Regions from separate parts of the Homo sapiens genome. Here region 1 is linked to region 2. A link is a contact called in ENCODE Hi-C or POLR2A ChIA-PET data. All regions are on one chromosome and are shown on one strand. Each heading gives the region's core, a stretch centred on a gene start or an enhancer-like site at or near the end of the contact. The rest is flanking DNA. Distances are from core to core; before and after follow the strand shown.

Region 1 (5,521 bases), core at 1,756-4,255, 69 kb after region 2:
GGGATACATTCTAAGACCCCCAAAGGATATCTGAAACCACAGATAGTACCAAACCCTATATATGCTATGTTTTTTCCTATACATATGTACCTATGATAAAGTTTAATTTATAAATTAGGCAAGGTAGGAGATTAGCAACAATAATAAAATAAAACAACTTTAACAATAGACTATAATAAAAGTAATGTGAATGTAGTGTCTCCCTCAAAATCAACACATCCTTTTATTTTGTTTTCATTGAACTTCTTCTTCCTAGTTTTCTCAGGTTTTTTTCCCCCTTCAGTTTTCTGTATTTATATTTCTTATTGTCCTTAAATGACTATGGCTATTCTATATCTGAGCACAGTGAATAAAACATTAAAGTTTAATTAAAAATTAAAGAGGCCGGGAGCAGTGGCTCACGCCTATAATCCCAGCACTTTGGGAGGCCGAGGCAGGCGGATCACAAGGTCAGGATATGGAGATCATCCTGGCTAACACGGTGAAACCCCATCTCTACTAAAAATACAAAAAAAATTAGCCGGGCGTGGTACCAGGCGCCTGTAGTCCCAGCTGCTCGGGAGGCTGAGGCAGGAGAACGGCGTGAACCCGGGAGGCAGAGCTTACAGTAAGCCGAGATCGCGCCACTGCACTCCAGCATGGGCAACCGAGCGAGACTCCGTCTCAAAACAAAACAAAACAAAACAAAAATTAGAGAAAGAAAGCATTAGAAATACCAGTTTCAAGATTTTGTGCATTGAGAAATCATTATTTCCAAAAGATTTTCTAAGGGCCACTGTCCTTACGACAATTCAGTGTTGTATATATGTTCACAGTTTATTTTTTTATCTTAGGAGAAGTAAAAATCCTTACTGGATAATCCTTATTTATTTGTGTTTTTTAAACATACTCATACTTCCCTCTATTGTTTGTGTCATAGAGAGCACAAATCAGATTTGGACATCTTATGTGGGATTTAAACAAATACGTTTATACATGAGTCTATCAAAATCCTTATTTACATGTAAGAAAAAAATACATGCCCAGCTTTGCCCAAGGAAGTCCCAGAGGGAGAACAGTATCTTATTGTACTATTCTTACCTATTTTTGAACCACAGTTGAGTGCAGGTAACTGAAACCACAGAAAACAAAACTATAGATAAGAGAGGACTACTGTATTTTCAGAATTTTCCAGAACATAAAACAGTTTCCTCTCTCCTGAGAAGAGCTATCCAAAAGCTATTGGTATTCTCAAGTACTTTGATGTTCTTGTTATGTTAAGACTACTGAATAATTTTGAAGAATAATTAATATATTCATTAATTATCTTGTTTGTAGTTCTCTTATGAAAAATAGACATTTTTAATTTAAGTAAAACTTATAATATGATTATACTACTGTCAGTAAAATTTTAAGTAGTCTTGGTTCCACCTAGCAAATTCAAAACAATTTAAGTACATTTTCTCTGGGGACCAAGAACTAATATAATGACTTTAATGAACTATGGAGATGTTAGCCAAGCAAAGATATGGTTACAGTTAACAATGAAATATAAACAATGGCACTATTATTTACTCTTTCTATGCCTTAGTTTCTTTATCTGTAAATGAGAATACCTAACATAAAGGGTTGTTGAAAGGAATAAATGCAATAACGCAAATAACGTAATTTAGAAGAGGGTTTGGTGCATGTAAGTATTTAATTCATATAGACTGTTATTATCATATGTAGATAAACAAAGTTTATTCTGTAGGGAATGAACTCTTTTATTTCATTGAATAAATACTTACTGAATTAAAACTCAAATGCCAAAGATAATAGCCTTTTGTAAGCCTAGAGGTCAAGATTTGTGAGCATTAAGGCCTGGCGCAGTGGCTCATGCCTGTAATCCCAGCACTCTGGGAGGCCGAGGCAGGTGGGTCACTTGAGGTCAACAGTTTGAGACCTGCCTGGGCAACATGGTGCAACCCCATCTCCACCAAAAAATACAAAAATTAGCTGGATTTGGTGGTGCATGTCTGTAGTCTCCAGCTACTTGGGAGACTGAGGCAAGAGAATCACTTGAACCCAGGAGGCAGAGGTTGCAGGGAGCCGAGAATCGCACCACTGCACTCCAGTCTCAGCGACACAACGAGACTCCGTCTAAAAATAATAATAATAATAAAATAAAAAATTATGAACATTAGACAATGAAGGATAAGTGTGAAGGGTTTAAAAAGGAAGGTACAGAGTATTGTCTGTTTTTCAAAAGTGACTTTTTTTTCTTCTCTATATTATAGTGCTACTGTAAACAACCTTCAGGCAAAAGTAGATGCATTAGAAAAATCCAACACTAAACTGACAGAGGAGGTAAGTTTTGGAAATGCTTTGATTGACTTATAGAATTTAATATGCATTAGTAGAACCAATAATTTTAATGTAACCTTGGAAAGAAAGAACTTGACTTTTCAAATAATATTGACTGTAGTACATAACTTCTTATTCTTTTTTTTTTTTTTTTTTTTTTTGAGATGGAGTTTCGCTTTTGTTGCCCAGGCTGGAGTGCAGTGGCGCGATCTTGGCTCACCGCAACCTCCGTCTCCCAAGTTCAAGCGATGCTCCTGCCTCAGCCTCCCGAGTAGCTGGGATTACAGGCATACACCACCACCCCGGCTAATTTTGTATTTTTTTAGTAGAGACGGGGTTTCTCCATGTTAGTCAGGCTGGTCTTGAACTCCTGACCTCAGGTGATCCACCCGCCTCAGCCTCCCAAAGTGCTGGGATTACAGGCGTGAGCCACCTCGCCTGGCCCATAACTCCTTATTCTGACTAGAACGGCCCAGTTGGCTTATTGCAGGGATCTCATTTACCCAATTAGACTGTGTAGGGGCATGTTGCCAGGTTGATGGAGTATCTTGGTTTCTTTCGTGTGCATGTTTTGTCTGGGCTAGCCTAGATTAAATGTTTAGCATATAGCATATTCATCATTTATTCAGTAAGCGTTTCACACAGTTTATGTGCAAGAGCTAGACAAATATTTATATGTGCCAGGCATTGATTTATGTTCCAGATTGGCAAACTCCCCACCACTTATGTCCTTGTTTTCTTCCTGGGACAGTTACATAGATAAGGTGAAGAGTACTGGTCAGAAGATCAGTAATCCCTGCCTACAAATCATGCTTATGTAACTCATGTGCTCCTGAGTAAGTCAGCCACTTGACCTCCAAGAGGCTGAGTTCCGTCACTGGAAAATGAGAGTGTTTACAATACACTTCCTTTTCGGCCTCACAATTAACTCTGAAGATCAGATAAGAATATGAAAACTCTTAGAAAAGTCCCTAAAATAAGAACAGAAAAATAACCTCATGTTTTACTTCTAATAAAAATATTTTTTCCTTAACTTGCCAAGCCTTAGCTACAGATATTTTTTCTTTAAATAGCATTAGATGGTTTTATGAAAAATACTAAATAACATTGTCCAGATGGCAAAGAGTTTACCTTCCTTATTTCTTTTTCTTTTTTTTTTTTTTTTTCTGAGATAGGGTATCATTCTGTTGTCCAGGCTGGAATGCAGTGACACAAGGGCTTACTGTAACCCCCGCCCCCCGGGCTCAAGTGATCTCCCACCCTCAGCCTCCCAAGTAGCTGGGATCACAGGCACACACCACCACACCTGGCTATTTTTAGTAGAGAGGGGGTCTTGCCATGTTGCCCATGCTGGTCCTGAACTGCTGAGCTCAAGTGACCCGCCTGCCTCGGCCTTCCAAAGTGCTAGAATAATAGGCATAGCCACTGCGCCTGGCCCACCTTCTTTATTTCTAATTGTAATGATGCCCTTACACCCCATGGGATGAATTTAGTTTAAATAAAATCAAATTAAAGCACTAGTCAGGAAGATGCTTTTAATCAGTTTTTCTTTAGAATGAACATTTTCATTATTATAGTTTTAAAATACCTTTTTTATTACTCAACTCTGTGACCTTCACTTTCGGACAAAAATTTTTAAATTTTATATATCTTAAAACTTTATGCTTAGGGTCCTTAGAATCTTATCACATAGGCTTTTGGAATGTTCAGCACAGATTTTTTACTGTTATTCTGCTGCTACTATGTTGAAGCAGTACAGCATAGCAATTAAGCATGATCTCTAAAGTTAGGCTACTTGGGTTCATGTCCTGGCTCTGGCACTTGCTAGTTTTTTGTTTTTTTGTTTTGTTTTGTTTTGTTTTTTGTTTTTTGTTTTTTGAGACAGAGTATTGCTTTGTCGCCCAGGTTGAAGTGCAGTGGTGCCATCTTGGCTCACTTTAACCTCCACCTCCCGGTTCAAGCAATTCTCCTGCCTCAGCCTCCGAGTAGCCGGGACCACAGGCATGCACCATCACAGCTGGCTAATATTTGTATTTTTATAGAAACAGAGTTTCACCAGGTTGGCCAGGCTGGTCTTGAGCTCCCGGCCTCAGGTGATCCACCCGCCTCGGCCTCCCAAAGTGCTGGGATTACAGGCATGAGCCGCCGTACCCAGCCACTTGCTAGTCTTCTAATCCTGGGCCAATTACTTAAGCTTCTATTCCTTGATTTATTTATCTATAACATGGAAATAGCAATAATAACATTTTATGAGATTGCTGTGTGAATGAAATGATTTAATACATGATTAGGGCTTAGAACAGTACCTAACACATCATAAGCACTCAATAAATATAGTTGTTAATTTTATTCCCTCAGTCATAAGACTTGTCTTCCTTAGAGTCATATTAATACTAACAATATTTATTCATTGACTTATTTATTTTACCAGTAGCACTTATTTTCTTAAAGAAAATATGCTCTAAGAGAGTAGACGAGGCTCATTAGTTCTGCCTTTTTTCATTTCCATTTTGGGTTTAAGAAAGCCAGTAAGGCCAGGCACAGTGGCTCATGCCTGTAATCCCAACACTTGGGACATCAAGGTGGGTGGATCGCTTGAGGCCAGGATTCCAAAACCAGCGTGGGCAACATAGCAAAACCCCATCTCACAAAAAAAAAAAAAAGGGCCAGTAAAAAAGATAGCAGACCTCTTTTCCCCTCCTGGGTTTTGAATCTGAATGACAAACTAAGAAGAATTAAGCAGATGAAGATATAAATATCCACTTCAGGCCTGGCACAGTGACTCACACCTGTAATCCCAGCCCTTTGGAAGCCAAGGCAGGAGGATCGTTTGAGGCCAAGAGTTCAAGATTAGGCTGGGAAACATAGTGAGACCCCATCTCTACACCAAAAAAATTAGCCGGCTGTTGTGGTGCACACCTGTAGTCCCAGCTACTCGGCATGCTGAGGAGGGAGGATTGCTTGAGCCTGGGAGACCAAGGCTGCAGTAGCCAAGATTGTGCCACCACACTCCAACCTGGGCAACAGAGGGAGACCCTGTCTCAAATAAATAAATAGATAAATAAATGTCTACTTCATTATTGGTAAAGCTGAATTGGAAAGCCTCCTGTGATCTGCAGCCATAATCAGGTTTCCCAATAGTTTCTCTTAAATCAAGATTTTGGAATGACCTGCCTGAGGGCATACTTGAATCTAG
Region 2 (5,121 bases), core at 1,482-3,981:
GAAAGAAGACTGTCATTTCTCTGTAACAGTTATGGTACAAGGTTTGATGTAGAGGAACTTTTCAACTATTGAACAGTATCAATTGTGGGAATTACCTGAATTTCAGTTGACTGGACTCCCTCATTGTTAAAGGTTATCTTTATGTTATTAATTATTGTAGAAAATAACAGTATTTTGTTACTCTTATCAGTTAATACTGTTGCTTAAGCATGATCAAGATCGGGACTAGAGGACTTAAAGCTAAAGTTTCATGAGCGTGATCTCAGTCTCTACCTTAGGATACTAGCAAATGTATGGTGTTTTTTTGTTTTTGAGACGGAGTCTCGCTCTGTCGCCCAGGCTGGAGTGCAGTGGCATGACCTCTGCTCACTGCAACCTCCGCCTCCCGATTTCAAACGATTCTCCTGCCTCAGCCTCCTGAGTAGCTGGGATTACAGGCACCTACCATTTTTAGTATTTTTAGTAGAGACGAGGTTTCACCATGTTGGCCAGGCTGTTATCGAACTCCTGACCTCAAATGATCCACTTACCTCAGCCTCCCAAAGTGCTGGGATTACAGGGGTGAGCCGCCGTGCCCAGGCGGTATGGTGTTTTTTGTTACCACGTAAGTTCTAATATTTCCTCATGGTCTTTATTTTTGAAATAGTTTATTGATGTGTATGTGTTCAGAAAAGTTACTGGGAATATATACGTGTCCCACTTCCTCTGCTTTTAAAGATTAGTCACTGAGAACATTTCATATTAGCAAAAAAAAAAAAATCACTATTACATGTTTTATTTAAATATAAAATTGATTCAAAATAGTTTTTTGTTTTGGACTGAGTTTTTGTTTTTACCTGTTACATTTATATGTGCTTTAGAACGTAAGCATACTTACAGAAAGGAACACTCTAGATATGAATAAAAAGTTCCTTGTTACCCTGCAGAGTCAATGGAATATTGCTTTCTGTAATGTATCTGGATATCAGAACTTTGATTCTCTTGACTACTCATTTAAGAAATTAGAGACCAGGCCAGGTGCTGGTGGCTCACACCTGTAATCCCAGCCCTTTGGGAGACTAAGGTGAAGGATCACTTGAGTCCAGAAGTTCAGGGCTGCAGTAAGCTGTGACTGCACCATTGCACTCCTGCCTGAGCAACAGAACGAAACCCTGTTTTTAAAAAAATAAAAATAAAATACATGAACACTTGAGACCAAACAGTTTTTGTTTTTTTATTTTGTGTTTTTGAGACAGTCTCACTCTGTGCTCAGGCTAGAGTGCAGCAGTACAATCTGGGCTGACTGCAACCTCTTCCTTCCAGGTTCAAGAGATTCTCCTGCCTCAGCCTCCCAAGTAGTTGGGATTACAGGTGCGCACCACCACCCCAGCTATTTTTTTTTTTGTATTTTAGTAGAGACCATGTTGGCCAGGCTGCTCTCGAACTAGACTCAAGTGATCCACCCTCCTCGGCCTCACAAGTGATGGGATTACAGGTGTAAGCCACCACACCTGGCCCCAAACAGTTTTTAAAAGACTTCTTAATTACGAGAATGGTACATGGACTCAACCTCAATGCCTAGTGAATATTACGATGACTGGCATCTGCCTCTTTAGCAACCCAATTTTTAACTCTCAGTAATGTATTTGCTAAAAGTATATAAAATATTATAGCTTTGAAAGACTGTGTATTAAGGTGGTATTATCTTTTTATTTTAGAAATCTTGAGTGTACTTAGAGGTTTTAAAAATTAAATTTTACATTTGAGTTCAGAAGCTCTGTTTTTAAATAACAGTGCTGAAGAATAGCAAAAATGTGTGAGACTGGAACGGTGGCTCAAGCCTGCAATCCCAGCACTTTGGGAGGCCTAGGCAGGAGTATCACTTGAGCCCAGGAATTGGAGACCAGCCTGTACATAAGCAGACTCTGTCTCTACAAAAAAAAAATTTTTTAAATTAAAAATAAGTTAGCTGGGTATGGTGGCACATGCCTCTGGTGCCAACTACTCAGGAGTCTGAGGTGGGAGGATGGCATGAGTCTGGGAAGTTGAGGATGCAGTGAGTCGTGATCACACCACTGTATTCCAGTCATGGTAATAGAGCGAGATGCTGTTTCAAAAAAAAGTTTGTAAATAGAAGGTAGCCTAAACTTTTCAGGGTTTGTCACATGAATTGTTTTGTTCCAAAATCTTGCAGGATATAATATCCATGAAATCAATCTGCTTCAATGCAGTGTGAAAGGAGACTTCTGATGTGCCTTGTTGAGGATTATGTCTCTTTCTGAGTCTTTGAGTGCTGGTAATCTGCTAGGTTTTTATACTTCTAACTTTAAATCTCATAAAACTCTCTGCCATGCCTTTTAAAATTTGATTTTATAAATGTACAAGTAATACATGAATCTATGCTCATTGTTTAAATGTTTCATAATACATAAGTACAGTTACAAAGTGAACTTTCCTCTTTGTGGACCTCCAGCACCCTCTCCCCGGTTCCTTATTGGAGGATGCCCACTTTTGAGTTTGGGGAGTTTTCATCCTGAACTTTTTCATGCATTTACAGACATGTATGTTTTTATATTTCGTGGTGGCTTTATCCTCTTGGTGTATGTATGACCTTCCATGCCAGTTTCTCAGCAACTACAATTTGTAAGGAGGATCTGCTTGCAGGCCATGGTGTAATACTTTTAATGCTTTCCTTTTCCATCCTGCCGTTAGAGATCGTCTTGTGAATGGACAGGATAGACAAAAGATGGCTTCCCTTTAGTGTTGGTTGGAAGAGTCACCCTGCTGTTTGCACAGTTAACAGCTTCTATTTAGTTATTCTTTTCTCCTTCCAACTCCCACAACTACGGCAAACATTGTTCAAGGCAATGCTATGCAAATAGCCCACATCCTTGCCCTTGTCTTTTCTCTCCCAGTTAAGGCAGTGTCCAAAAAAGTGTCCCACTCACCAAGTAGCAGCTTTCTGTATTTTTAAGTGCTGTTTTGAGATAGGAGGAAGGCTAGAAGAGGAATAGAAGAAAAAGAATCTTGAAAAGGACTGGCAGCGTTACTATGACTACCCACTACAAAGTTGAGTATACTTAACAGCGAGTGCCATGATTAAGCCCCGGATAGTGCAGAGAATGAGGTACCTAGAAGCCTTTGTCTCTGACAGATGCACTTGAAAAATCCATTGTATGGGGAAGGAGGTTCGAAATATACATGTAAACCCAGGAATTAGTGTTTAAGGGGAGAAAATTTATGCTTGCAGTTTCATTAACATATATACACACACAAGTATACAGATATGTATATATCATATATATTGCATGCATGCATGTATGTATGTGTAGATTGTATATGTGTTTGTGTAAAATATATATATTTTAGTTTTTCCTCTGTGGACATTTCTGTTATTGTCTCTCTTCTTTTTTAATTGTTTAGTAGTACTCTAGAAAACAGTAAAGGTCGGGTGCGGTGGCTCACGCCTGTAATCCCATCACTTTGGGAGGCCAAGGCAGGCGGATCACCTGAGGTCGGGAGTTCGAGACCAACCTGACCAACATGGAGAAACCCTGTCTCTACTAAAAATACAAAATTAGCTGGGCATGGTGACGCACACCTGTGATCCCAGCTACTCAGGAGTTTGAGGCAGGAGAATCACTTGAACCCGGGAGGTAGAGGTTGTGGTGAGCCGAGATTGCGCCATTGTACTCCAGCCTGGGCAACAAGAGTGAAACTCCATCTCAAAAAACAAAAAAAAAGAAAAAGAAAACAGTATACCTGGTCAGGAATTGAACACATGTTTTTTGTTTTATTTATTAAAATTTTTAATTTATATAAAGAGATATGTCAATGGGCCAGGCATGGTGGCTCATGCCTGTAATCCCAGCACTTTGGGAGGCCAAGGCAGGCGGATCACTTGAGGTCAGGAGTTCAAGACCAGCCTGGCCAACATGGTGAAACCCCGTCTCTACTAAAAATACAAAAAAATTAGCCAGGTATGGTAGTGCACGCCTGTAATCCCAGCTACTGGGGAAGCTGAGGCAGGAGAACCGCTTGAACCCAGGAGGCAGAGGTTACAGTGAGCCAAGATCCGCCACTACACTCCAGCCTGGGCCACAGAGCAAGACTCCGTCTGGAAAAAAAAAAAAAAAAAAAAAAAAAAAGAAGTATGTCAAAGAAGAGCCAAAGTGAAAATAAACAATTTTTTTAAAAAAGAGATGAGGTCTCACTGTGTTGCCCAGGCTGGTCTTGGACTCCTGGGCTCAGGTGATCCTCCTGCCTCGGCCTTCCAAAGTGCTGGGATTACAGGCATGAACCACCATGTCCGGCCTCAAGCACGTGTTAATCAGTTCACCTGCTGTATGCTTCTTTAAACTTTGAAAAGGCAAAAGTACTTTATTGTGTTTTGTAAACATAGAGGCGTCTGCCCAGGCTGGAACATATGAGGGAAATGGTCAAACTTTCAGAACCCCAAAAGATTGGGCATGGTTACCTTCATACTAGTAGTTTTGGAAACAGCAGAGTGATGTGTGACTTTTTAAAACACAGATTTTCGGTATTTTCAATGTAGATCAGTGTCCTCATTTACCATTCTGTGATTCATAAATCTGTTAGCCCTCTGCTCTTTTCCAACCCTGTTAAGAAGGCAGAGAGCCATTTTCTGATCCATTAAGTGCCTTTTGTCAAATAGTAGATAAAAAGCACCCACCCACATACAAACCTCAGAAATGTAGCATCTTTCCAAGGATGTGTAACTGCCAGAGATCTGGAGTTTAGGTGTTCAGTGTCTTGGTGCAGTTGGCTCCTTCCACACACAGCTGACATGACCTTGGACCTCCTGAGCTACTGAGGGACAGGTAGCTGGGTCATGCCCCCGTTTCCTTCCTCACGACTAAACACTCTGCTTGCCTTCCTGATTCTGCCTTTGTGAGCAGGGCTCCCTGAACTCTCACAGTTTGTCTTCCCAGCCAATTCTCCCCTTCTTTTCTGCCACCACCTTTTTGTTGCACCTATTCTTCTGGCCTGGCATTATCAAAAAGTCAAATCACGCTTTTTATTGACAGAACAACAATTTCAGAATATCAGATGTAATCTTTGAGTCTTTCTTTGGTTGCTCCCCTTCTGATAATCATAGACTCATTCTTTGTAGACAGAGTT

What was found. Hi-C counts contacts between places; a loop is a spot of excess contacts on that map. ChIA-PET counts read pairs that join two places held with the same protein, here RNA polymerase II (POLR2A). Pooled maps may share reads with other maps.
Region 1: a map of ovary shows a loop between it and region 2 (2.9-fold over the local background). The contact joins two enhancer-like sites. A Hi-C loop is called at or near these places in 6 of 168 maps with a recorded cell type or tissue (CD14-positive monocyte, IMR-90, adrenal gland and 3 more), 3 of 37 single-sample maps with no recorded cell type and 8 of 50 pooled maps. POLR2A ChIA-PET finds 5 or more read pairs at or near these places in 5 of 52 experiments (Caco-2, GM12878, OCI-LY7 and 2 more).

Annotation. Positions count from the first base shown.
Region 1 is chr4:70,776,111-70,781,631 of GRCh38, forward strand. RUFY3 (RUN and FYVE domain containing 3) reads left to right here. Exons shown (of 18, transcript NM_001037442.4): 8 at 2,259-2,328. Among named protein-coding and RNA genes, the nearest start is that of RUFY3, 57 kb to the left of the region's middle. Within about 2 kb of position 3,006, at least 3 of the 41 ENCODE cell types and tissues checked have a DNase peak (open chromatin) inside an H3K27ac peak, as active enhancers do.
Region 2 is chr4:70,706,965-70,712,085 of GRCh38, forward strand. It overlaps a transcript of RUFY3 not described here. Among named protein-coding and RNA genes, the nearest start is that of RUFY3, 12 kb to the right of the region's middle. Within about 2 kb of position 2,732, at least 2 of the 41 ENCODE cell types and tissues checked have a DNase peak (open chromatin) inside an H3K27ac peak, as active enhancers do.